Linked DNA regions of Homo sapiens: regions 1 and 3 are each linked to region 2. A link is an interaction called in ENCODE POLR2A ChIA-PET data of the cell type or tissue named here. Cell type or tissue: CD4-positive, alpha-beta T cell. All regions are shown on one strand.

Evidence for each region. ChIA-PET counts read pairs that join two places held together with the same protein. Peaks named below come from ENCODE experiments on the same cell type or tissue, not always from the same donor. Only the 100,000 strongest peaks of a DNase experiment are listed, where the experiment ranks them.
Region 1: POLR2A ChIA-PET joins it to region 2 with 11 read pairs; 14 of 35 experiments call an interaction of 5 or more read pairs at or near these places.
Region 3: POLR2A ChIA-PET joins it to region 2 with 12 read pairs; 11 of 35 experiments call an interaction of 5 or more read pairs at or near these places.

The regions. Positions count from the first base shown.
Region 1 is chr1:31,941,025-31,949,024 of GRCh38, forward strand. No RefSeq gene overlaps it. Among named protein-coding and RNA genes, the nearest start is that of PTP4A2, 6.7 kb to the left of the region's middle. RefSeq lists enhancers at 3,143-3,677, 3,261-3,310. In CD4-positive, alpha-beta T cell, no CTCF peak of the experiment used is centred here; DNase peaks (open chromatin) are centred at 3,007, 3,517 and 3,947; H3K4me3 peaks cover 1,687 bases; H3K27ac peaks cover 2,124 bases.
Region 2 is chr1:31,822,735-31,830,734 of GRCh38, forward strand. No RefSeq gene overlaps it. Among named protein-coding and RNA genes, the nearest start is that of SPOCD1, 11 kb to the left of the region's middle. RefSeq lists enhancers at 4,470-4,569, 4,660-4,849. In CD4-positive, alpha-beta T cell, no CTCF peak of the experiment used is centred here; a DNase peak (open chromatin) is centred at 4,777; H3K4me3 peaks cover 649 bases; H3K27ac peaks cover 2,006 bases.
Region 3 is chr1:31,884,434-31,892,433 of GRCh38, forward strand. No RefSeq gene overlaps it. Among named protein-coding and RNA genes, the nearest start is that of PTP4A2, 50 kb to the right of the region's middle. RefSeq lists enhancers at 2,488-2,537, 4,762-4,811, 5,102-5,251. In CD4-positive, alpha-beta T cell, no CTCF peak of the experiment used is centred here; a DNase peak (open chromatin) is centred at 4,948; H3K27ac peaks cover 1,074 bases.

The DNA of each region.
Region 1 (8,000 bases), 120 kb after region 2:
GTAGAGATGGAGGTCTTGCCATGTTGCCTAGACTGGTCTTGAACTCCTGGGCTCAAGCAACCTTCACACTTTGGCCTCCCAAAGTGTTGGGATTATAGGCATGAACCACTGCACCCAGCCATAGTTACCTTTTATTAAGCATCTACTCTTTTTCAAGTCCTGATTGAAACGTTTTAAAATGTTATCAAGGCCCGGCACAGCGGCTCATGCCTGTAATCCCAACACTTTGGGAGGTCGAGGCGGGTGGATCACCTGAGGTCAGGAGTTTGAGACCAGCCTGGCCAACATGGTGAAACCCTATCTCTACTAAAAATACAAAAATTAGCCGAGAGTGGTGGTAGGCATCTATAAGCCCAGGTACTCAGGAGGCTAAGGCAGGAGAATCACTTGAACCCAGAAGGCGGAGGTTGCAGTAAGCCAAGATCGCGCCACTTCACTCTAGCCTAGGCAACAAGAGCAAAACTCCATCTCAAAATAAATAAATAATAAAATAAAATCTATTATCAAGTTTATGATTCAAAATGACCCTATTAAGAAGGTACTATTACCCCCATTAAAAAAGGGAAGTATTATCAACTATTAAATGGAAATAATAATCAGCTACCTCATGGGCTCTTTCACGTATCGATAATAACGTATGAAAACACTTGAGAAAGGCCAGGCGCGGTGGCTCACGCCTGTAATCCCCACACTTTGGGAGGCCAAGGCAGGCAGATCATGAGGTCAGGAGTTTCAGACCAGCCTGGCCAACATAGCGAAAAGCTGTCTCTACTAAAAATACAAAAATTAGCCGGGCATGGTGGCACATGCCTGTAGTCCCAGCTACTTGGGAGGCTGAGGCAGGAAAATCACTTGAACCTGGGAGGCGGAGGTTGTGGTGAACTGAGATCACAACACTGCACTCCACCCTGGGCAACAGATCGAGACTCTGTCTCAGAAAAAAGAAAAAAAAAAGGCCAGTTGCAGTGGCTCACGCCTGTATCTCAGCACTTTGGGAGGCCGAGGCAGGCAGATCACGAGGTCACGAGTTTGAGACCAGCCTGACCAACATGGTGAAACCTTGTTTCCACTAAAAATACAAAAATTAGCCAGGCGTGGTGGCGTGCGCCTGTAATCCCAGCTACTTAGAAGGCTGAGGCAAGAGAATTGCTTGAATCTGGGAGGCGGAGATTGCAGTGAGCCGAGCTGAGATCATGCCACTGCACTCCAGCCTGGGCGACAGGGTAAGACTCCGTCTCAAAAAAAAAAAAAAAAAAAGAAGGAACCAGAGGCTCAGAGAGAAGAAATGACAGAAACAGGATTCACCCCAGGTTTGTCTGCCTCTGAAGCCCAAATAATCATGATATTCGTTTCTGACTTCAGTCAATAACTGGTGTCCTCAGAATAAGCTGGAAACCCTTGTGAAATGCTGAAAAAAATATCTGCCTCTGAGAGGGAAAGGTCCTAGACTATGACACCACTGCCACATTCCCTTACCCCCCGGAAAGCAGAGAGATGCTCTCACCCCGACATCCAAATGGCTTCCCACAGAAGGCTGTAACATGGTTTTACTCTCTCCACATCTCAAACAGATCAGGAACTGGGCTGCAGGTGCCTTATTACAGCAGGAAACACCCCTAGCAGTGAGTTTCACGCATAAGTGCCCTGAGTTTATCCAGTGCTTTTGCTGAAGCATTCCAAGTGCCATTCGCTGATTAATCTTCCCAGTGCCCCTGTGGGGCAAGCTGGCAGTACTCTTGGCTGATTTTACAGAGCATTAGCTCCTTGAGAGCAGGAGCTATGTGGGCCCACCACACACAGGGGTTAGAAAAACAAGTAATGGTCTGCCGGGCACAGTGGCTCATGCCTGTAATCCCAGCACTTTGGGAGGCCGAGGAAGGCGGATCACCTGAGGCCAGGAGTTCGAGACCAGCCTGGCCAACATGGCAAAACCCCGTCTCTACTAAAAATATAAAAAAAAATTAGTTGGGCGTGGTGGTGCCTACCTGTAATCCCAGCTACTCGGGAGGCTGAGTCAGAAGAATCACTTGAACCGGGAAGGCGGAGGTTGCAGTGAGCTGAGATTGCACCATTGCACTCCAGCCTGGGCGACAGAGTGAGACTGTGTCTCAAAAAAAGAAAAAAAAGAAAAAAACAAGAAAACAAGTCATGATCGTGTGGTAAAGAAACTGAAGCCCTCAGAAAAGTGGTTTACACAGAGGTTGGGAACAGGTGACTGGTTCCCACCCTGGGATTTTACACTAATTCATCTGGCATCTTTGCATTGCCATTTTGTTGTCATGTAGACTTGGGGAGTTATTTCATCTCCCTGATGAAATAACTATTTCCCCATCTGTAAAACAGAAAAGGTAAACTTCAAAAAAAGGTTTTTTGAGGACTAAAGGACTTAGTGTGCATAACTCATGCATTGAACTCATGTTAAGTATTCAATAAATGTTAGCTAGTATTATTATTAGTTGGTACTTGGCACCGTGCAATGAATAAATGAAATGAGCCTTGATACCACCAGCTCTGCAGTTTATTTCAAAATTACAGATTCTGCAACTTACCATTAGTTTTGTGATCTTCAAGAGATGTTGTAACTTCACAAATGAACCTTTCTCTTCATCTATGAAATAGGATGATAGCTCTCAAATGAAGAGCTTGAAAATACTTTGCTTTGTAAACTGTCAAGCACTATGCAGACATTAACTGTGGTTTTAGAAACAGCACAGGCCTTGCAGTATGACTGTACAGGAATCCCAGCTCTGGCCCTTAAACTCCTCACCTCTAAAGTTTTCCTCATCTGTAATATGGGCATGGTGATCACATCTGTCTTGAAGTGTTGTGACAAATTAAGTGATTAAAGACAATATATTTAAAGTAGCTGGCACAGTGGGAGATGGTCCATAAATGTTACTTCCCTACCCCCTAACAAATAAGTCTTGCCTTTTAAAGACCTGAAGCAAAGGAATCAGCAGGATGTGGTGGGAAATGTGTGGAACCAATCGCTGAGTTGATTCCTGGCTCTGCCATTGTGTGGCTTTGAGGTTTCGCAGCCTCTCTAAGCCTTCATGTTCCTTCCCTCCAACACTAAATAAAGTATGCCTCCATTGCAAAGTTCGCTCAATAAATAGGAACTACTAACAAATGCACAGACAGGCCTATGAAGCACTCTTATGGAAAAGACCCAGTTGAAAAGACCCAGTTGCAAGTAACAACCAAAATTTCCGAGCCCGAAACCAGATGGAGTCATGAGCTGCGAAATAAGCGATCCAGGCTCCACAAAGTTCCGATGAGCATGGGAGGTTTCAAGCCCCATGTCTGGACGCTGCCAGTGCACCGGACAAGAGAAGGCCAAGAGACGACTCAACCCTCCCAGAGTGATAACTGGGTAGAAGGAGGCAGGGGGAGGAAGGAATGTACTATTCACGGCCCCACCCATCCCCTGCCTCTAATCTCTCTTCCGGAATTTTACAGCCCTCTTTTGCAGGGGCGGGGCGGAGGGGGCAGGGCGCTGGCTCCAGCTGTTTGCATGAATCCCCCGCCCCTGGCCTCTCTGCCTGTGCAGGAAGCCCTGGTGTCGTACCCCGAGCCGCTGCAGTTCGCACTCTGCGGCCTCCTCAGGCACTAGAGCTTCCCCTGCGTCCGCCTTTGGGGGAGGGGAGGGAGTGAAGCTGTGAATTCCGGGAGAAGTCAAGGGTCGCTCGGGGCGTGGGTCCGCGCGCGGAGGGGCTCGCTGTCCCGGTGCCAGCGGGAGCTGGAAAGCTTCGGCTGGGGCCTGAGTGGACGGGAAGGCGGCGGCCTCCGCGGGATCCTTCCCGGGGCCGATCCACAGTCAGGATCCCCAGCTCCACCGCCATCAAGTGGGACTGGAGTTCGGCCAGAGAAGAAAACGACTTCGGGAACTGGCAACGAGGGAGAGGGAAAAGTTGAGAAACGTGACTCAGCCTCTTTAGTTCATCTTTCACGTGGGGCAGCGGAGGCCTGGCGGGGACGGGGAGCCGCTCGGGGACTGCAGGCCCGTAGGTCGCTCCCTATCCGTGAGGGATTGGTTGGTTCCAGGACACCTGCGGATCCCAAAATCTGCGGATAATCAAGTCCCTGTTATAAAATATAAAATGGGCTGGGCTCGGTGGCTTACGCCTGTAATCCCAGCACTTTGTGGGGCCGAGGCGGGAGGATCACTTGAGGTCAGGAGTTCGAGACCAGCCTGGCCAACATGATGAAATCCCCGTATCTACTAAAAAAATAGAAAAATTAGCTGGGCATGGCGGCGGGCACCTGTAATCCCAGCTACTCGGGAGGCTGAGGCACTAGAATCTTCGCTTGAACCGAGGAAGCGGAGGTTGCAGTGAGCCGACATTGCGCCACTGCACCCCAGCCTGGACGACAGAGCTAGACTCAGTATAAAAAATAAAATAAAAAATATAAAATGGTATATAGTATTTGCATATAACCTACACACATCCTCTCGTATACTTTAAATCATCTCTAGATTACTTATACCTAATACAGTGTAAATGTTATGTAGTTGTTATACTGTATTGTTTAGGGAATGATGACCAAAAAAAAGTACATGTTTAGTGAAGATGCTATTTTTTTTTCCTGAATATTTTAGATCCCTTGTTGGTTGAATTCAGGAATATGAAGGGCCTACTGCACTTGAACCTCTGGCGCTGCCCTGCCTTCTGTGTTCCCTTCACAGCATTCTCTGATACCCTGTGACTCAGTTTCCCCATTTGGCAGTTGGAAAATAGAAAAGGATTTATTAATAACTGAAGCTAGAGCTGTTGGAAATGAAGCATCAAGGTTTCCTACACAAAGGGATTAGGAGGTAATGATGTTCATAGCTGACATTTATTGAGCACTTACTATGTGTCAGGCAGTGTTTTGTTTTGTTTTTTTTTTTTTTGAGATGAAGTTTCGCTCTTGTTGCCTAGGCTGGAGTGCAATGGCGCGATCTCGGCTCACCGCAACCTCTGCCTCCCGGGTTCAAGCGATTCTCCTGCCTTAGCCTCCTGAGTATCTGGGATTACAGGCATGCACCACCGCGCCCAGCTAATTTTGTAGTTTTAGTAGAGATGGGGTTTCTCCATGTTGGTGAGGCTGGTCTCGAACTCCTGACCTCAGGTGATCCGCCCGCCTCAGCCTCCCAAAGTGCTGGGATTACAGGCGTGAGCCACCGTGCCCGGCCACGCCAGGCACTGTTCTAAGCACTTGATATGTATTAACAAATTTAACTTTCATAACCCCAAGGTGTGGGAATTATTGTTATCTCCATTTTACATTACTATTAATATTGTTACCCTGTTATTCCCATTTCATGGAGAAACTGAGATAAATAACAGTGAAGCCACTTGACCAAGGCCACCCAACTGGTAGTACATGATAGAGCCAGGAGGATTTGAACCCAGCAAATATATTTCCAGGGCCCCACTTCCTCAACCACTGTGTGTCTGCCTCTCCTAATAAGAACGGGGTTACAGTGTACCACATTCTGGATGTTGGTCTAACAGTGTGAATTCTTTTCATTATATCAACCTCTTTCAGAGTGACTTAGATTATCTGTACCTGTATAAATGTTTAATATATGCTATCTGACCGGTGATAATGTTTCTACACACTGAAACTTCAAAGTACTAGCTTAAACAGGGCAATTAAGGTCATATGTGAAATTGAGAGGACTCCTTCCCCAATGGTCCACAGCTTTCTTAATTCTGCCAAGTGCTATGGCCAAAATCTTGACTTTCCCACCCATAGTGGGTCCCATTTTACCTAGTGGCAACCTTGAGTACCTACCCATCTCCACATCAATGATCCTAACTTCCTATCTGCTGCTGTGTTTTCAAGGATGCCGAAAAGGTCGTCCTGCCCACTCAAACATATCCCTTACCCCTGTATGTGTAGAAACTGAACAGTTGGAGGTTTTCCTCTTGGTTTGAAGCCAAAAATGATAGTTCATCTTTTGTTAAAATGCAAATATCACAAGAGAGAAAAATAAACTGGGCCTCATCAGATATTTTCATGTAATGAGAATGAGATTACCAGATCCTGGCCAAGCATGGTGGCTCACACCTGTAATCCCAGCACTTTGGGAGGCCAAGGCAAGTGGATCACCAGAGGTCAGGAGTTCGAGACCAGCCTGGCCAATGTGGTGAACCCCCGTCTCTACTAATAATACAAAAAAAAAATCACTGATCCTTCCTAAGAACAAGTTTTAGTAGGAGAGAGACCAGGACTATCAACTCACCCCAACTGGTACCTGAAAGGACCTTAGAAGTCATCTAGTGGAACCTCTCCTTTTATAGGCACACATAAAAAAAAAAAAAAAGAGGTGGGTTTTTTGTTTTTTAAATGGAGTTTTGTTCTTGTCTCCCAGGGCTAGAGTAAAATGGCGTGATCTTGGCTCACTGCAGCCTCCGCCTCCCAGGTTCAAGCGATTATCCCACCTCAGCCTCGCCAGTAGCTGGGATTACAGGCGCCTGCCACCACGCCCGGCTAATTTTTGTATTTTTAGTAGAGACAGGGTTTTTGCCATGTTGGCCAGCCTGGTCTCAAACTCCTGACCTCAGGTGATCTGCCTGCCTCGGCCTCCCGAAGTGCTGGGATTAGAGACATGAGCCTCTGTGCCTGGCCTAGAAAAAGAGTTTTTATGCCACTCAGAGATATTGAGGGTCTGAGAAGGAGCTGAGGGAAAACCATTATGGGGAAGGAAACAGAAGGGCAGGCAAAGGGACAAAAGATTAGATTAGCCTCAATGTCAGAAACCTTTCCTTCTCAAACTCCTGGGCTCAAGCAATCCTCCCACCTTGGCCTCTCAAAGTGCTGGGATTACAAGCATGAGCCACTGTGCTTGCATAGAAACCTTTCATTCTGGCTGGGCGCAGTGGCTCATGCCTGTAATCCCAGTACTTTGGGAGACCAAGGCAGGTGGATCACGAGGTCAGAAGTTCGAGACCAGCCTGGCCAAGATGATGAAACCCATCTCTACTAAAAATACAAAAAGTAGTGGGGCATGGTGGCAGACGCCTGTAATCCCAGCTACTTGGGAGGCTGAGGCAGAGAATTGCTTGAACACGGGAGGTGGAGGTTGCGATGAGCCGAAATCATGCCACTGCACTCCAGCCTGGGCGACAGAGCGAGACTCCATCTCAAAAAAACAAAAAAAGAAAGAAAGAAAGAAAGAAATATTTCCTTCTATTTGTGTTTTTTAAAATCTGGCCCTGGCTGGGCACTGTGGCTCATGCCTATAATCCCAGCACTTTGGGAAGCCGAGGTGGGCGGATTGCTTGAGGCCAGGAGCTAGAGACCAGCCTGGCCAACATGGCAAAACCCCGTCTCTACTAAAAATACAAAAATTAGCCAGACATGGTGGTGAATGCCTGTAATTCCAGCCTCTTGGGAAGCTGAGTCACAAGAATCGCTTGAACCCTGGAGGTTGCAGTGAGCCGAGATCACGCCACTTGCACTCCAGCCTGGGCAACAGAGCAAGACTGTCTTAAATAAATAAATAAATTATCTGTCCACCACTACTGTAAAGATGACACATGCATTTTATGGCATGTAAATTATACTTTAATAAAGCTGCTAAAAAATAAGACATGCTTCTTACACATTTTTTAAATTACAGAGATGGATGCTTAATAAAGCAAAAGTCTCCTGCAATCCTACCCAGAAAAAGAACCACTTTTTTATTTTATTTTATTTTATTTTGAGAAGAAGTTTCGCTCTTGTTGCCCAGGCTGCAGTGCAGTGGCGCAATCTCGGCTCACCACAACCTCTGCCTCCCGGGTTTAAGCGATTCTCCTGCCTCAGCCTCCCGAGCTGGGATTACAGGCATGCGCCACCATGTCTGGCTAATTTTTGTATTTTTAGTAGAGACGGGGTTTTGCCACGTTGGCCAGGCTGGTCGCGAACTCTCCCAACCTCAGGTGATCCACCCTCCTCGGCCTCCCAAAGTGTTGGGATTACAGGCGTGAGCCACCACGCACAGCCAAAGAACCACTATTAACAATTTG
Region 2 (8,000 bases):
AAAGTCACTGGCAGGCTATAGGAGTGGACCCGAGGCTGGGCCTAGAACACACATTAGAACTGTATTTATAAATACACTGCTAGGGTAACAATACAAAGGTCTAATACAGGCACTGCCACTGCTGCTTCTACTGCCCACATACACAACACTAGGGGCCAGACATTGATGCGGGCAAACTCGATAGCTCCACAGTTGTGCTTGGAAGCAGTAACAGCCCACGGAAAAGGACAATGGTCTTGGCCTCTCATCTGCTTTTCAGATCTTGCACAATAGCAGTAAGTGTTGGAAAATAATTCACATCTGAAACACTCATTGTAAGGGAATCTGTGAAAGAGTTTTGGCTTTCTATCCTCTACAGGAAGGCATACTAGGATGTGGAGGATTGCTTGAGCCCAGGAGTTCAAGGCTTCTGTGAGCTATGATAGCACCACTGCACTCCAACCTGGGTAACAGAGTGAGGCCCTGTCTCTAAAAAAAACTTTTAAATAAAATTTTAAAAAATCGGCTGGGCACAGTGGCTCACGCCTGGAATCCCAGCACTTTGGTAGGCCAAGACAGGCAGATCACTTGAGGTCAGGAGTTCGAGACCATCCTGGCTAATGTGGCGAAAACCTGTCTCTACTAAAAATACAAAAATTAGCTGGGCATGGTGGCAGGCACCTGTAATCCCAGCTACTCGGGAGGCTGAGGCAGGAGAATCGCTTAAACCCGGGAGGCAGAGGTTACAGTGAACCAAGGTTGTGCCACTGCACTCCAGCCTGGGCAACAGAGCGAGACTCCATCTCAAAAAAAAAAATGTTTTAAATCTCACACAATTATTACGAACGTGTCAATTTTTTCCCTTTACCTCTGTAAGTTCCTGCTTTATATATATTTAAAAACACTTTTTTAGGAGCATGCAAATTCATAAATTTTTACATCTTTTTTGGAGATTATAACTTTCATCAGTGCCAAATGTGCCTTTTCTTCCTATTAATGTTCTTCTGCTTTAATTCAGTTTTTCTGATATTAATATTGGTAACTGCTTCCTTGTGGTAGTATTTAGCTAATATAGTTTTGTGGGGTTTTTTGTTTTTTTTTTGTTTTTCAGAGACAGGGTCATGCTGTGTCACCTAGCTTAAGTGCAGTGGCATGATTACAGCTCACTGCAGCCTCTAACTCTTGGGCTCAAGTGACCTCCTGGGCTCAAGTGATCCTCCTGCCTCAGTCTCTCAAAGTGCTGGGAATTCAGGTATGAGCCACTGCACCCTGCTCATTATTCATTTTTTACAGAGGAGGAAAGGTGGGCTTCAAATCCATGACTTGCTAGGGATTGCTCCGCTGGAGATAAGCGGAACTATGTCCAACCTCAAGTCCAGCTCCATCCAAAGTCCCTCCGCCAGACTGTATTCCCACAAGGGCGAGAACCAGACTGGGTCTGCCTTGTTGGCCAGCTCATTCACAGGGCCTAAGGTGGTGCCTGTCGTTTAATATGAAAACACACCCAGAGGCAGTCAGAGAGGGAGGAAGAACACAATGGCACGACTTCGAGGAAGCCAAGGAAAGACTGTTTGGGGGTTTGTGGATTTTTTTTCCCTGATAAATTATTTATTTTGGAATAATTTTAGACTTACAAAAAAGTTACAAAAATATAAGAAGTTCCATCTACCCCTCACCTATTTTCTGTCATTGTTAACATCTTCTATTACTGTGGTCTCTGCGTAAACTAAGAAACCAACATTGGTACATTACTATTAACTAAACTCCAACTTTATGTGGATTCCACCAGTTTTCCCCTTCAGGTCCTCTGTCTGTTCCAGGCTCCCGTGCGGGCTACCACGTTGCATTAGCTACCATGCCCTTAGTCTCCTCTGATCTGTGACAGTTTCTCAGTCATTCCTTGTTTTTCATGACCTTGACAGTTTTGAGGAGTAATCGTCAGGTATTTTGTAGAGTGTTTCTTAATTTGGATTTCCCTGATGCTTTTCTCCAGATTAAACTGGTCTCAGGGGTTTTGGAAAGAATGCCGCACAGGGAAAATGCCTTCTCACATCAGAGGAGGGGGTGCGTGGTAGCCACAGGTGATATTAACCTCCACCGCTTGGTAGAAAGTGCTTTCCAGACTTCTCCACTGCCAAATTACTACTTTAAGAATTTTAAAGGCTGGAGACAGTGGCTCACGCCTATAATCCCAACACTTTGGGAGGCTGAGGCGGGCAGATCATTTGAAGTCAGGAGTTCGAGACCAGCCTGGCCAACATGGCAAAACCCCGTCTCTACTAAAAATACAAAAATTAGCTGGGCGTGTTGCCGGGCATCTGTAATCCCAGCTTGTCGGGAGGTTGAGGCAAGAGAATCGCTTGAACCCAGGAGGTGGAGGTTGCAGTGAGCTGAGATTGTGCCACTGCACTCCAGCCTGGGCAACAGAACGAGACTCCATCTCAAAAAAAAAAAAAAAAAAAGAATTTTAAGGTAGAGAGAGGTAGTGTTTTCAAAGAATATTGAATGATGTGGAGGAAGTGTCATAATGTGCTGTTAAGCAAAGGAAGAGAATGGAAGGAAATCCACCAGAATGTTGACAGTGGCTCTTTCTCAATTGCTTCTTTTCTCCTCTTGCATTTTCTTTTTTTTTTTTTCTTTTCTTTTCTTTTTTTTTTTTTTTGAGACGGAGTCTTGCTCTGTCGCCCAGGCTGGAGTGCAGTGGCGTGATCTCGGCTCACTGCAAGTCCCGCCTCCCGGGTTCACGCCATTCTCCTGCTTCAGCCTCCCAAGTATCTGGGACTACAGGCATCCGCCACCACGCCTGGCTAATTTTTTTGTATTTTTAGTAGAGACAGGGTTTCACCATGTTGGCCAGGATGGTCTCAATCTCCTGACCTCATGATCTGCCCACCTTGGCCTCCCAAAGTGCCGGGATTACAGGCGTGAGCCACCATACCCGGCCTCTTGTGTTTTTTCATTACTCTACAATAAATATATAGGACTTGAAATTTCTGTAACGTTTTCAAAAAATTGTATATAGTATCACCTCCATTATACAGATAACACATACAGACATTTATTCACAGGAACAATGTATAAAATATCCATTAAATGTTGATAGCTAGGGATTATCTCTGGATGGTAACTTTTATTTCTTCATTGTGATTTTATGTATTTTTCCGTTTTTAAATAATAATCTTATTTTACTTTTTTAAGAGACAGGGTCTTGCTCTGTCACTCAGACTGGAGTACAGTAGTGCAATCATAGCTCACTGCAGCCTCCAATTCCTGGGCTCAAGTGATCCTCCTATCTCAGCCTCCTGAATAGTTAAGACTACAGGCATGCCACTGCACCCAGCCCTGTTTATTATACTTTTTAATTGGACTTCAATTGCATAGAATGAGGTTTGTCATACTAATTGGGTATATAGTACACATTCTCATCATCGGTCCATAAAAGGCCTTCTTTGAATCATTTATGAATTTATCTATTAGGGTGCCTATTTTAATAATATAAAAATATCCATGGAACCACTGCCCAAGACGAAAACTAAAATACTGATAAGAACTTACACAGACTGATATGATTCTCCTCACTTTTATCTACCCACCGCAACCCCTAATATGAATCCTGTGTTGTGTTCTTTTGCTTTCTCTTTTATGTAGTTTTATCACACCCACATCTGTTTCCCCAAATTATATGTATTTTTTAATGTGATATGTTGGGATTTACTTTTTTTCCTTTTCTTTTTTTTTGAGACAGAGTCTCACTCTGTCGCCCAGGCTGGAGTGCAGAGGCGTGATCTCGGCTCACTGCAGCCTCTGCCTCCCAGGTTCAAGCGATTCTCCTGCCTCGGCCTCCTGAGTAGCTGGGATTATAGGCATGTGCCACCATACCAGGCTAATTTTTTTTTTTTTGTACTTTTAATAGAGACAGGGTTTCACCATGTTAGCCAGGCTGGTCTCCAACTCCTGACCTCAGGTGATCGGCCCGCCTTGGCCTCCCAAAGTACTGGGATTACAGGCATGAGCCACCACCCGGCCAGGATTTCCTTTTACCACTCAAAATTATATCGCTAAGTTTCATCTATATTGTTGCATTTGCCCAGCTCCTGTGTAATATTTCATTGTATGTTATTCCAAAATGTATGTGTCTCTTCTCCTCTCAGTGGTTCTCTGGATTATTTCCAGGTTTTGTGCTGACAGGAACATTCTAGCATGTGTTTCCTAGTGTATGTGGTAAGAGTTTCTCTTGTATATGAAGTAAGGAGGGAAATTGCTAGGTCATAGTTGTCTTAGTTTGGGTTTCCCTAGAGCAGAGCGTGAGACAGAGACTAAGCTGCTACCTGCGTCTGTTGTTGGTTGTTTATTTGTGGGGTAAGCCCAGGAAGCAGGAGTAAGGTGGCAGAGTGAGATGGGGAAGAGATCAAGGTCACTGCTGGAGAACTTGATTTTTGGAACTGTGGGCCCAGAGAATGGATGACAGGGACATTTTTATCTGCAAGCTCCTGAGCCCCATCTGTCAAGGGCTGCTCCTGGCATGTTATCTTCCCTGCACCTCTAGGCTGTGCTTGGGCTTGGGCTGAAAACAAAAAGACGTATAACTTGTGCTGAGGTGGGACTTGTTAGCGTGGGGTGAGTCATGAGGTCAAGGGAACTGCAGCCGGGGCGCAAATTAGAGGTGAGTGGAGGAGAGGCAATACTGGCACCAGAGGCAGCTGCCAGAGAGGATAAGTGAATGTCCCACTTTACAGACTCACGCCAAACTGTCTTCCTGAGTGCTTGTGCCAATTTACACTCCCATCTGCAGCCTTTGAGAAACCCAGTGAACCCACATCCTCTCTGACACCTGGTACTGTCAGGCTTCTTCTTCTTCTTCTTCTTTTTTTTTTTTTTTTTTTTGTAGATGTAGTCTTGCTCTGTCACCCAGGCTGGAGTGCAGTGGTGCGATCTCTGCTCACTGCAACCTCCGCCTTCTGGGTTCAAGCGATTCTCCTGCCTCAGCCTCCTGAGTAGCTGGGATTACAGGTGCCCACCACCACATGAGGGCTAATTTTTGTATTTTTAGTAGAGGCAGGGTTTCACCATGTTGGCCAGGCTGGTCTCAAACTCCTGACCTCAGGTGATCCACTAGCCTCAGCCTCCCAAAGTGCTGGGATTAGAGGTGTGAGCCACCATGCTGGCCTTTTTTTTTTTTTTTTTTTTTTTTTTGACATGGGGTCTTCTTGCTCTGTTGCCCAGGCTGGAGTGCAGTGGCACGATCACAGCTCACTGTAGCCTCGACCTTCTGGACTCAAGCAATTCTCCCACCTCAGCCTCCCAAGTATCTGGGACTACAGGTTTACTACTGGTGGCGTGCACCACCAGGCCTGGCTAATCTTTAAAAATTATTTGTAGAGATGAGGTCTCACCATGTTGCCTAGCCTGGTCCCGAACTTCTGGGCTCAAGTGATCCTCCTGCCTCAGCCTCCCAAAGTGCTGGGATTACAGGCATGAGCCACCATGCCCAGCCCATCAGGCTTCTTAATGACCAGTTTTCTGGCTCTTGGTGGTTTTCTCTCTCTTTCGTTCTCTATCTTTCATATATATGCATTTGTGTGTATGTGTGTGTTTCTTTTAAAGTCAGAAGTAGAAAGAAATCTTATTTTTTTCAAGAGCTAGTTTACCCGTTGAGAGTGTCAGTTGTTGTAGGGGGGCCTGGAAATATAAAGACTAAGAAAGGACCTAATCATGAGGCCCCGGGTTACTGGTGACTCTGGGGGAGTGGTTGGCAGGGGAGGGAGGTTGATGAAACCTCAGGGGGATAAGGGGCGGGACACCAGGGATGCAACAGAAGAGAGCCGGGTAAGAAGCCTGGTGGCCAAAGGAAGGAGAAGATTGCAAGGTCAGGTGGAGGGCATGTCTAGAAACGGAAGAACTGAGTTTATAGTGAAATAAGGAGGAGCCAGGGAGGAGAGGGTGATGGAGAGGCAGAAGCAAGGGGCAGACTCCGTGTTAAGAGCAATGGGGACCGGGCGAGGTGGCTCATGCCTGTAATCCCAGCACTTTGGGAGGTCGAGGTGGGTGGATCATGAGGTCAGGAGTTCGAGACCAGCCTGGCCAAAATGGTGAAACCCTGTCTCTACTAAAAATACAAAAATTAGCCGAGCATAGTGGCGCACACCTGTAATGCCAGCTACTCGGCAGGCTGAGGCAGGAGAATTGCTTGAACCCGGGAGGCAGAGGTTGCAGTGAGCTAAGATCGCACCATTGCACGCCAGCCTGGGTGACGTAGCAAAACCGTGTCCCCCCACTCCCCCAAAAAAGAGTAATGGGGGCATCACAGTCCTCTCGAGGAAAGAGCATTGACTTTGCAGCCAGACATATGCAGATTCAAATCCCAGGGCTGCCAGTTATGAGGTGTCAGAGAGGCTGAGGATGGAGGAGCACCTAGACCGGAAGGCACTTAACACTTGGTAGTTAGTTCTCTCTCCCTTCTTCCAAGAGTCTGTGGCTGAAGCGAGTCCAGATCTGGAAGCTGGGAGGTTCTGCAGGACTGGCCCTTGGCTGAGTGGGCTGCAGGCTTCGGAATCCCGTGAGTCTCAGGGAGGCCAGGTGAGAGCAGGTTTCTAGAGAGGGAGAACAAAGGGGATCCTATAAGTTGGGGAGAGATGAGGGTGATGACGGAGGAGGCCAAGGTGCTGCTGCCGAAGCAGGGAAATTGCCATTGATGAGGGTAGGGGCTGGGCCTCCCTGGCTGAGGTCCAGCAGGACAGAAGTGAAGTCAGGGCAGAAATGCGCCGGGTCCTGTCCTGCCCAAGAGGAGCCACCTCCACTTCCAGCCATGCCTGCTTATGTCGTGTGGCCAGTGCCCAGGTCCTACCCCAGCTGCTCCTCCTCCTTCGTCCCCATCTCAGGTCCTGGGATCCTTCCACTGTGTTCTCCCAGCCAGAAATCTGGGTGTCAGCCTTGCCTCCCCAACTCAGCAGCCATCTAGGGTATGGACTCAGCCTCACTCTGCTTTTCCCAGGAGGTTCCCAGGGTTAGGGCACCTTCCTGCAGCCCCAGGCAGCTGTCGTCTGGCAGGACTCCCTTCCGTCGTTACGCAGGAGGCTGGGGGCTTCACTGGCTCCCTCTGGCTCCCAGAAGGATCCATCATGGATTCAGCTGAGGGAGCTCTCAGTCTCGCCTTCCTGAGATGCACTGATTTTTGGGAACTGGCTTCTCAAGCTGCTGGGGAAGGGTGGGGAGGGCAAAATTTCATTTTCCATGGATGCCTTTGTGCACATCCCTCAACCTGGCTTTATGAGCTGTGGGAAGGAGGGAAGCAGGGGCGGATCTGGACCACACTGAGCAGCTAGGAGGTGAATTCTGGAGGCAGAGCAGTTTCTGCAAATCACGCTAGCCCGGGGCACTCCCTAACCTGCCCATCCTGTGCCCGCCTAGTCTCGGCCAGCAGGCAGCAGGCACCATTGCTTTGCACTGTGCACGTCAGGCCCTTCCAGGCCCTTCAGCAGAAGGCAGTGGGGCCGCTCAGCCAGCAGTCACCACTGCTGTCCACAGCTCCACTGACCCAGCCCAACATGCCGCAGCTCACTTTGTCACCCCGCCTCCCAGGTTCTCTGATTTGCTAAAGGACGTGTTCATGGTTGTCTATCTTATGAACTGGAAAACCAGAGCAGATCCTCAGGGCCTCAAGCAAGAGGCTCAGTGTTACAGGGCTTGCAGCTCCATGTCCTGAGGCTCAGTTCCTGCCTAGAGATGGACACCGCTGTCCCCCCAGGGCCACCAGCACCAGGACCCTCTGAAGCTGCCAGGTGCCCGTGCCCCTTGGGGCCTCCTCCCAAGGCCCTTGCTCTTCTGCACCGAAGGTCATGCCTACTGCCCCGGGACACTGCTAACTAGCTGTGGGTCACTGGCAAGTGTGTTGGTCATTGTTTGTGCCTCCGACAGTGCTCTATGCAGTCACCACTCAACCTGGTTGCACCTCTAAGTCCTGGGCTGCAGCCAAGGTGGCTGGATTTCCTGTGCCTCTGAGCTGCTAGCTGCTATGGACACAG
Region 3 (8,000 bases), 62 kb after region 2:
AACTCCCGACCTCAGATGATCTGCCCGCCTCGGCCTCCCAAAGTGCTGGGATTACAGGCGTGAGCCACCGCGCCCGGCCATAAATTTTTTTTAAAGCTCCTCTGGCTGCCATGAGAATAGACTGTAGTGGGACAAGAGTGGAGCAGAGAACGAGGAGAAGCCTACTGTGGTCGGTCACATATTCGGAGGGATAGCCAACAGGACTTGCTAATGGATCAGGTGTTGGGAGGATGGAGGTGAGAGATAGGGAAGAAGAAGGCCCCCAAAAGAGAAATACATTGGATAAATGCAGCAGGGCAGGCAGAGTCTGGGTTACTAACAAGGCATCTTCCAGCTGATCACAAGGCTGAAGGTGGGCCTGGGGTGAACAAGCAGTCACTGTCATAGCTGCCGATTTTAAATTCCCTCTCTAGGCCGGGCATGGTGGCTCAGGCCTGTAATTCCAGAGCTTTGGGAGGCTAAGACAGGAGGATAGCTTGAGGTCAGGAGTTCAAGACCATTCTGGGCAACAGAACAAGATCCCCCCGCCACCAGTCTCTACAAAAACTGTTTAAAATTAGCCGGGCATGGTGGCACACACCTGTAATCCCAGCTGCTCCGGAGGCTGTGATGGGAGAATCGCTTAAGCCCAGGAGTTCAAGGTTGCAGTGAGCTCTGGTCACACCACTGCACTCCAGCCTGGGTGACAGAGTGAGCAGAAGTGGAGAGAGTATGTATTCTCCAGAACCTATCTCTGAAAAAAAAAAAAAATCCTCTCTGAATCTCTCAGGAAACTGGTCGGGAAAAGAAGAGGGTTGGAGTAGTCTCAGTGGTTCTCAGTGGGGGTGGAACCACTCACTACAGCATACTGACATTTAGAGGAGGGGACTAAGGATGCTAGACATCTGGAAACGTGGGAAATCCCACCCAATAAAGAATGGTCCCATGTCCCACTTCCAAATATCCCATTAAACATTTATGAAGATGAAAAGCCTGTACATGCAAGTATGGTTGTTTAAAAATACTTCCCATGGCTGGGAGTGGTGGCTCACGCCTGTAATCCCAGCACTTTGGGAGGCCAAGGCGGGTGGATCACCTGAGATCGGGAGTTCAAGACCAGCCTGGCCAACAAGGTGAAACCCCGTCTCTACTAAAAATACAAAAATTAGCCAGGTGTGGTGATGCCCACCTGTAATCCCAGCTACTCAGGTAGCTGAGGCAGGAGAATTGCTTGAACCTGGGAGGCAGAGGCTGCAGTGGGCCGAGATCACACCACTGCACTCCAGCCTAGGCAATAGAGCATGTCACCAATAACAACACTCATGGCTTTTGAGGTGCAATGTAGTCGAACCAATATGAATTTATAGCTGTGACATCTGGGGTGATTCTATGCATAGGTGCAAACATCTATTTCAGTGTCTTCCTAGGGTAATCGTGCCTAGATATTTACAAATTTAAAGTGCATTTATTATAAATTACTTTCCTTCTATTTCTCCTCTTTTGTACAGTTCAATTATAAGCCTAAGCATATTTTATATTTATATACATACACATACATTTAATCCTCAGACAATTCTATGAGGCAACACTGTCATTAGCTCCATTTTATAGATGAAGAAACTGAGGCACAGAGTGGTGCCAGAGCCCACAAGGCTGGTGAGCAGCTGAACAGGCATTTGAACCCAGGAAGTTTACTCCAAAACTCATATTGTCTAAAGCACTGTATCATATAGACTTCAGGTAGATTATTTTATCTATGTATTTTATTTCAGAATAGTAAGCTATTTACTAAATACTGGTCCGATAAAAATGAGATGCAATGGTCTCGAAGCTCTCTAGGCCTCTCCTACCTCTAAAATCCTTTTATTCTGGCTGTGTTCCTAAACACTCTTCTCATTCAAGTTAACCTGGAAGCAAGAGAACTTTCCTGAAGAGGCACCGTGTTATATCAAATTAGCGAGGCCATTTTGCTTTGTTTATTTATTTTATTTATTTTTTTGAGACAGTGTCTCACTCTGTCACCCAGGCTGGAGTACACTGGCGCGATCTCAGCTCACTACAACCTCTGCCTCCGGGGTTCAAGCGATTCTCTTCCTCAGCCTCCTGAGTAGCTGGGATTACAGGCATGCGCCACCACTCCCGGCTAATTTTGTACTCTTAGTAGAGACAGGGTTTCTCCATGTTGGTCAGGCTGGTCTCGAACTCCCGACCTTAGGTGACCCGCCCGCCTCGGCCTCCCAAAGTGCTGGGATTACAGGCGTGAGCCACCACGCCTGGCTGCTTTGTTTTTTAACCACGATACTCAAGTCTAGCAAAGATGCAATACAGGTTCTTAAACATTCCTGGAGGGAAGGCAACGAATGATCCCTTCTCAACATAAATTCAGCAACACGCCCCAAGAATTTATAAAATTCTCACATTCTTTGACTCTGGCTTCACTTCAGAACATCTTTCTTAAGGAAATATTTGTTATTGTGGTAGAATATACACAACATAAAATTTACCATTTTAACCATTTTAAAGTCTGTGATTCGGTGGCATTCAGTACATTCACAATAGTGTACAACCATTACCACTATCTAGTTCCAAAACATTTCATCACCCAAAAAGGAAACCCCATGTCCATTAAACAGCCACTCCCCATCCCGCCTCCCTCGGACTCTGGCAACCACTCATCTGCTTTCTGTCTCTATGAATTTGCCTATTCTAGATACTTCATATAAATGGAATCACACAATATGTGACCTTCTCTGTCTGCTTCTTTCACTTCAGCAAAATGTTTTCAAGGTTCACCCACATGGTAGCATGCATCAATACTTCATTCTTTTTTGTTTTTATTTCTTTTATTGACATAAAATTCACATAACATAAAATTAAATATTTTAAAGTGTACAAATCCATGACGTTTAGTACCTTCACAGTGCCCTGCAACTACCACCCTATTTCCAAAACATTTTCATAAGCCCAAAATAAAACCCCATATACATTAAGCAATTAATCCCCATTTTCCCCTCCCCTCATCCCCTAGCAACCACCAATCTACTTTTGTTCCCCTATAAAGTTAACTCTTCTGGATATTACTCATATAAACAGAATCACACGTTATGTGACTCTGTCCGGCTTCTTTCATTTAACATTAGGGTTTTGAGGCTCATCCACGTTCTGACATATATCAGGACTTCAGGACTGCACATCTTTTTATGGCTGAGTAATATTTCTTTTTTTTTTTTTTTTTTAGATGGAGCCTTGCTCTGTCACCCAGGTTGGAGGGCGGTGGCACAATCTTGGCTCACTGCAACCTCTGTCTCCCAGGTTCAAGTGATTCATTCTCCTGCCTCAGCCTCCCGAGTAGCTGGGATTACAGGCACCCGCCACCGTGCCTGGCCAATTTTTGTATTTTTAGTAGAGACGGGGTTTCACCATGTTAGCCAGACTGGTCTCAAACTCCTGACCTCAAGTGATCCACCCACCTCGGCCTCCCAAAGTGTTGGGATTATAGGCGTGAGCCACCGCGCCCAGTCTGGCTGAGTAATATTTCATTGTATAGAGATACCACATTTTCTTTGTCCATCCATGGGTGGTCATTTCCACTTTTGGATTATTGTGAATAATGTTGCTATGAACATTTGTGTACAGTTTTTATTTGAACACTTGTTTTCTTTTTGTTTTTCTTTTTTTTTTTTTTTTTTTTGAGACGGAGTTTTGCTCTTGTTGGCCAGGCTGGAGTGCAATGGTGTGATCTCGGTTCACCGCAACCTCCGCCTCCCGGGTTCAAGCGATTCTCTTGCCTCAGCCTCCTGAGTAGCTGGGATTATAGGCATGTGCCACCACACCCAGCTAATTTTGTATTGTTAGTAGAGATGGAGTTTCTCCATGTTGGTCAGGCTGGTCTCGAACTCCTGACCTCGGTGATCCTCCCGCATCAGCCTCCCAAAATGCTGGGATTACAGGCGTGAGCCATCAATTGAACACTTGTTTTCAATTCTTCTGAGTACATACCTAGAAGTGGAACTGCTGGGTCAGACAGTATTCTATGAATTCTATGTTTAGCTTATTGAGGTCCTGCCAAATTGTTTTCACGGCAGCTGCACCATTTTACATTCCCACCAGCAATGTTCCAATTTCTCCTTCTCCACATCCTCGCCAACACTTGTTACTTTTCTTATTATAACCATCCTAGTGGGTATGAAGTGGTATCTCATTGTAGTTTTATTCGCATTAATCTAGTGATTAATGACATTGAGCATCTTTTCATGTGCTTTTGGCCATTTATATATATTATTTGGAGAAATGTCTACTCAAGTCTTTGCCCATTTTTAAATTGGGTTGTTTGTCTTTTTGTTGTTGAGTTGTGCCTAAGGAAGTAATTTTAAATTTTAAAAAATATAGCCGGCGTGGTGGCTCACGCCTGTATTCCTAGCACTTTGAGAGGCCGAGATGGGTGGATTACCTGAGGTCAGGAGTTCAAGACCAGCCTGGCCAACATGGTGAAATCCCGTCTCTACTAAAAATACAAAAATTTGCCAGGTGTGGTGGCAGGCGCCTGTAATCCCAGCTACTACACAGGAGGCTGAGGCAGGAGAATCGCTTGAACCTGGGAGGCAGAGGTCGCAGTGAGCTGAGATTGCGCCATTACACTCCAGCCTGGGCAACAAAGCAAAACTCCATCTCAAAAAAAAAAAAAAAAGAAGAAGAAGAAGAATATGATCAGGGAACTACAAACAGTTTTCTGGGCTGTGGTATAAGGTTCAGTGCAGACAAGCAGGAAGGAGCTAGAACTAGAAGGATTTTTCATGCTAAACCTTTACCTGAAGGCCCAGGGAGCTTCAGAAGGAGGTGCCATGATCAACCTATGTGTTGGAAAGATCACTCTGACACCCCATGGAGGATGCACTATGGTGGGGCCAGACTAGGGTCTACTCAGGAGGCTGTTGTGAGACAAAAGGAACTAAGACAGTCGCGGTGGGCGGGGACAGGAAGTAAGACATTAACAACTGCCGCACATTAGACTGTGAGCCACACAAGGTCAGAAAGCAGATATGATTCCTGTATCAGAGTTCCTGCCTGTTACGCATTGAACGCTGTCTTAGTCCATTTGGGCTGCTATAACAGGGTGGCTTATAAACAACAGAATTTGTTACTCATAGTTCTGGAGGCTTGGATGTCTAAGATCAAGGCCCTGACAGCCTCAGTGTCTGGTGAGGGCCCACTTCCTGGTTCACAGATAGTGCCTTCTTACTATGTCCTCACATAGTAGAAGGGCCAGGCTAGCTCTCTGGGGTCTCTTTATAAGGGCACTAATCCCAATCATGAGTGTTCTGCCTTCCCAAAGACCCCACCTCCTAATACCATCACCTTAGGAGTTAGGATTTCAACATATGAATTTGAGGGGAACACAAACATTCTGACTATAGCAGAGTATGTCCCTCCAAAAGAGCTATGTTGAAGTCCTAACCCCCAGTACCTCAGAATGTGACCTTATTTGGAAATAGAGTCATTGTAGATGTAATTAGTTAAGAAGAGATCACACTAGAGTAGGGTGGACACTTAATTCACTATAACTGTTGTCCTTATAAGAAGACAGTCATCAAGAGTTTGAGATCAGCCTGGCCAACATGGTGAAACCCCGTCTCTACTAAAAATACAAAAATTAGATGGGTGTGGTGGCACACACCTGTAATCCCAGCTATGTGGGAGGCTGAGGCAAGAGAATCACTTGAACCCAGGAGACAGAAGTTGCAGTGAGCCAAGATCGCACCACTGCACTCCAGCCTGGATGACAGAGTGAGACTCTGTCAAAAAAAAAAAAAACCTTGAAACACAGAGTGGGCAAGCAAATTTCCCAAGGTTTCCAAAGCTAGTTAAATGGCAGAGCCAGGATCTGATGCCTGGCAGGCTGACTTCAGGCTCCAGTGCTCTTACCCAATATACTATGCAGCTGTTCTATTAAATATTTGCCGGAAAGTTCAACAGATGGATAAATGAATGACTGGATCAATCTGGATTTGGTACCAGAGTAAAAAGTGAAGATGGGTGGGGTGTGGTGGCTCATGCCTGCAATCCCAGCACTTTGGGAGGCTAAGGTGGGAGGATTACTTGAGGCCAGGAGTTCAAGACCATCCTGGGCAACATGGCAAGGCCCCATCTCTATAAAAAATAAAACAATTAGCTGGGCGTGATGCCCTGAATCTGTAGTCCCAGCTACTCGGGAGGCTGAGGTGGGCGGATCATTTGAGTCTGGAGAGATCGAGGCTGCATTGAACCAGGATCAGGACACTGCATGGGTTCGATGGCTCACGCCTGTAATCCCAACACTTTGGGAGGCCGAGATGGGTGGATTGCTTGAGTCCAGGAGTTCAAGACCAGCCTGGGCAACATGGAGAAACCCGATCTCTACAAAAATACAAAAATTAGCCGGGTGCTGGTGGTGTGTGCCTGTAGTCCCAGGTACTCGGGAGGCTGAGGTGGGAGGATCACTTGAGCCCAGAGGCAGAGGCTGCAGTAAGCTGAGACCTGTGCCACTGCACTCCAGCCTAGGCAACAGAGTGAGACCCCTCCTCAAAAAAAAAAAAAAATAAGTGAGGATGACTCCCAGGTGTCTGGCTCAGATGACTTAGTAGGTAAGGTATCTCCATTTAATGAGACAGGAAAAAGAGAGGCGACATCAGATTTGTGAGGTGGAGGTTGGAGTCTGGGGAAACAACAAATATGTTCTTGAAATGCTGAGTTTGAATTACCAAGAAGACAAACAAGTGATGTCCAATAGACTGCTGGACACATGGGTCTGGAACTCCAGAGAGGCGCATGGGTTAGAATTATAGACTTGGGAGCCATCAGTATACTTAATGTCAGGGTTTGAATGAGATCACCAAAGCACAGTGTATAGAAAGAGAAAGCAGATGACCCAAGACAGAGCCCTGAGGACACTGGAATTCACAGGGCAAGGGAAAGAAAAGAATCCTTTACTTCCTAGCAAAGGGTCTGTCGTGGAAACGACAAGTCAGGTTGTGGTGGCTTGAGGAATGAATAGAAAATGAATCACAGGGTAAATGTATGTGTTACAGGTGAGAAAGTGACAGATGGATTGATGGGCTGTGGCAGAGAATCAGTATGGAAATGACTGACTAGACACGGTGGTTTGTTGGTTGGAGCCAGCTTGCATCAAATGAGAGCTGATTACTAAATTTCAGAAATGTTGCAAGCTGGTTGTTAGATACAGCTTTTTTTTTTTGAGATGGAGTTTCACTGTTGTTGCCCAGGCTGGAGTGCAATGGCGCGATCTCGGCTCACTGCAATCTCTGTCTCCCAGGTTCAAGCGATTCTCCTGCCTCAGCCTCCTGAGTAGCTGGGATTATAGGCATGCGCCACTATGCCCAGCTAATTTTGTATTTTTAGTAGAAATGGGGTTTCTCCATGTTGGTCAGGCTGGTCTCGAACTCCCAACCTCAGGTGATCTGCCTGCCTTGGCCTCCCAAAGTGTTAAGAATATAGGCGTGAGCCACTGTGCCCAGCCAATACAGTCATTATTAAAAAATTAGTTGAAGAGACTTACAATCAAATATAAATTAAATTAATAACAAAGGTCATAAATTCTTAAAACTCATCACTTCCTAATTATTTTACTAGGCTTTATTATCCATGCTCTTATACTTACTGTATCTATATGGTGGAAATGCCATAATGATGTGCCACTGCACCTCGTTTCCCAGCTCTGTGTTCAGTGATGTCAATTGGTAGCTTGAAACTAACCATGGAAATTACCACATGCTATAAGTCAGAACTTGATTTATTTATTGTTTTATTGATTGTTTAGACTTATGAAAGTAAAGGAGAAAATGTTAGTAATGCGGCTTTTACTTAAAAGTGTATCATGTCTGTAGCCATCACATTGTAAACAGAATTTTTAAAAACTGAAGAAATAGTCTTCCAGTATTCAAAAGCAATTATCTGGCCAGGCGCTGTGGCTCATTCCTATAATCCCAGCACTTTGGGAGACCAAGGCTGAAGAGTCATTTGAGACT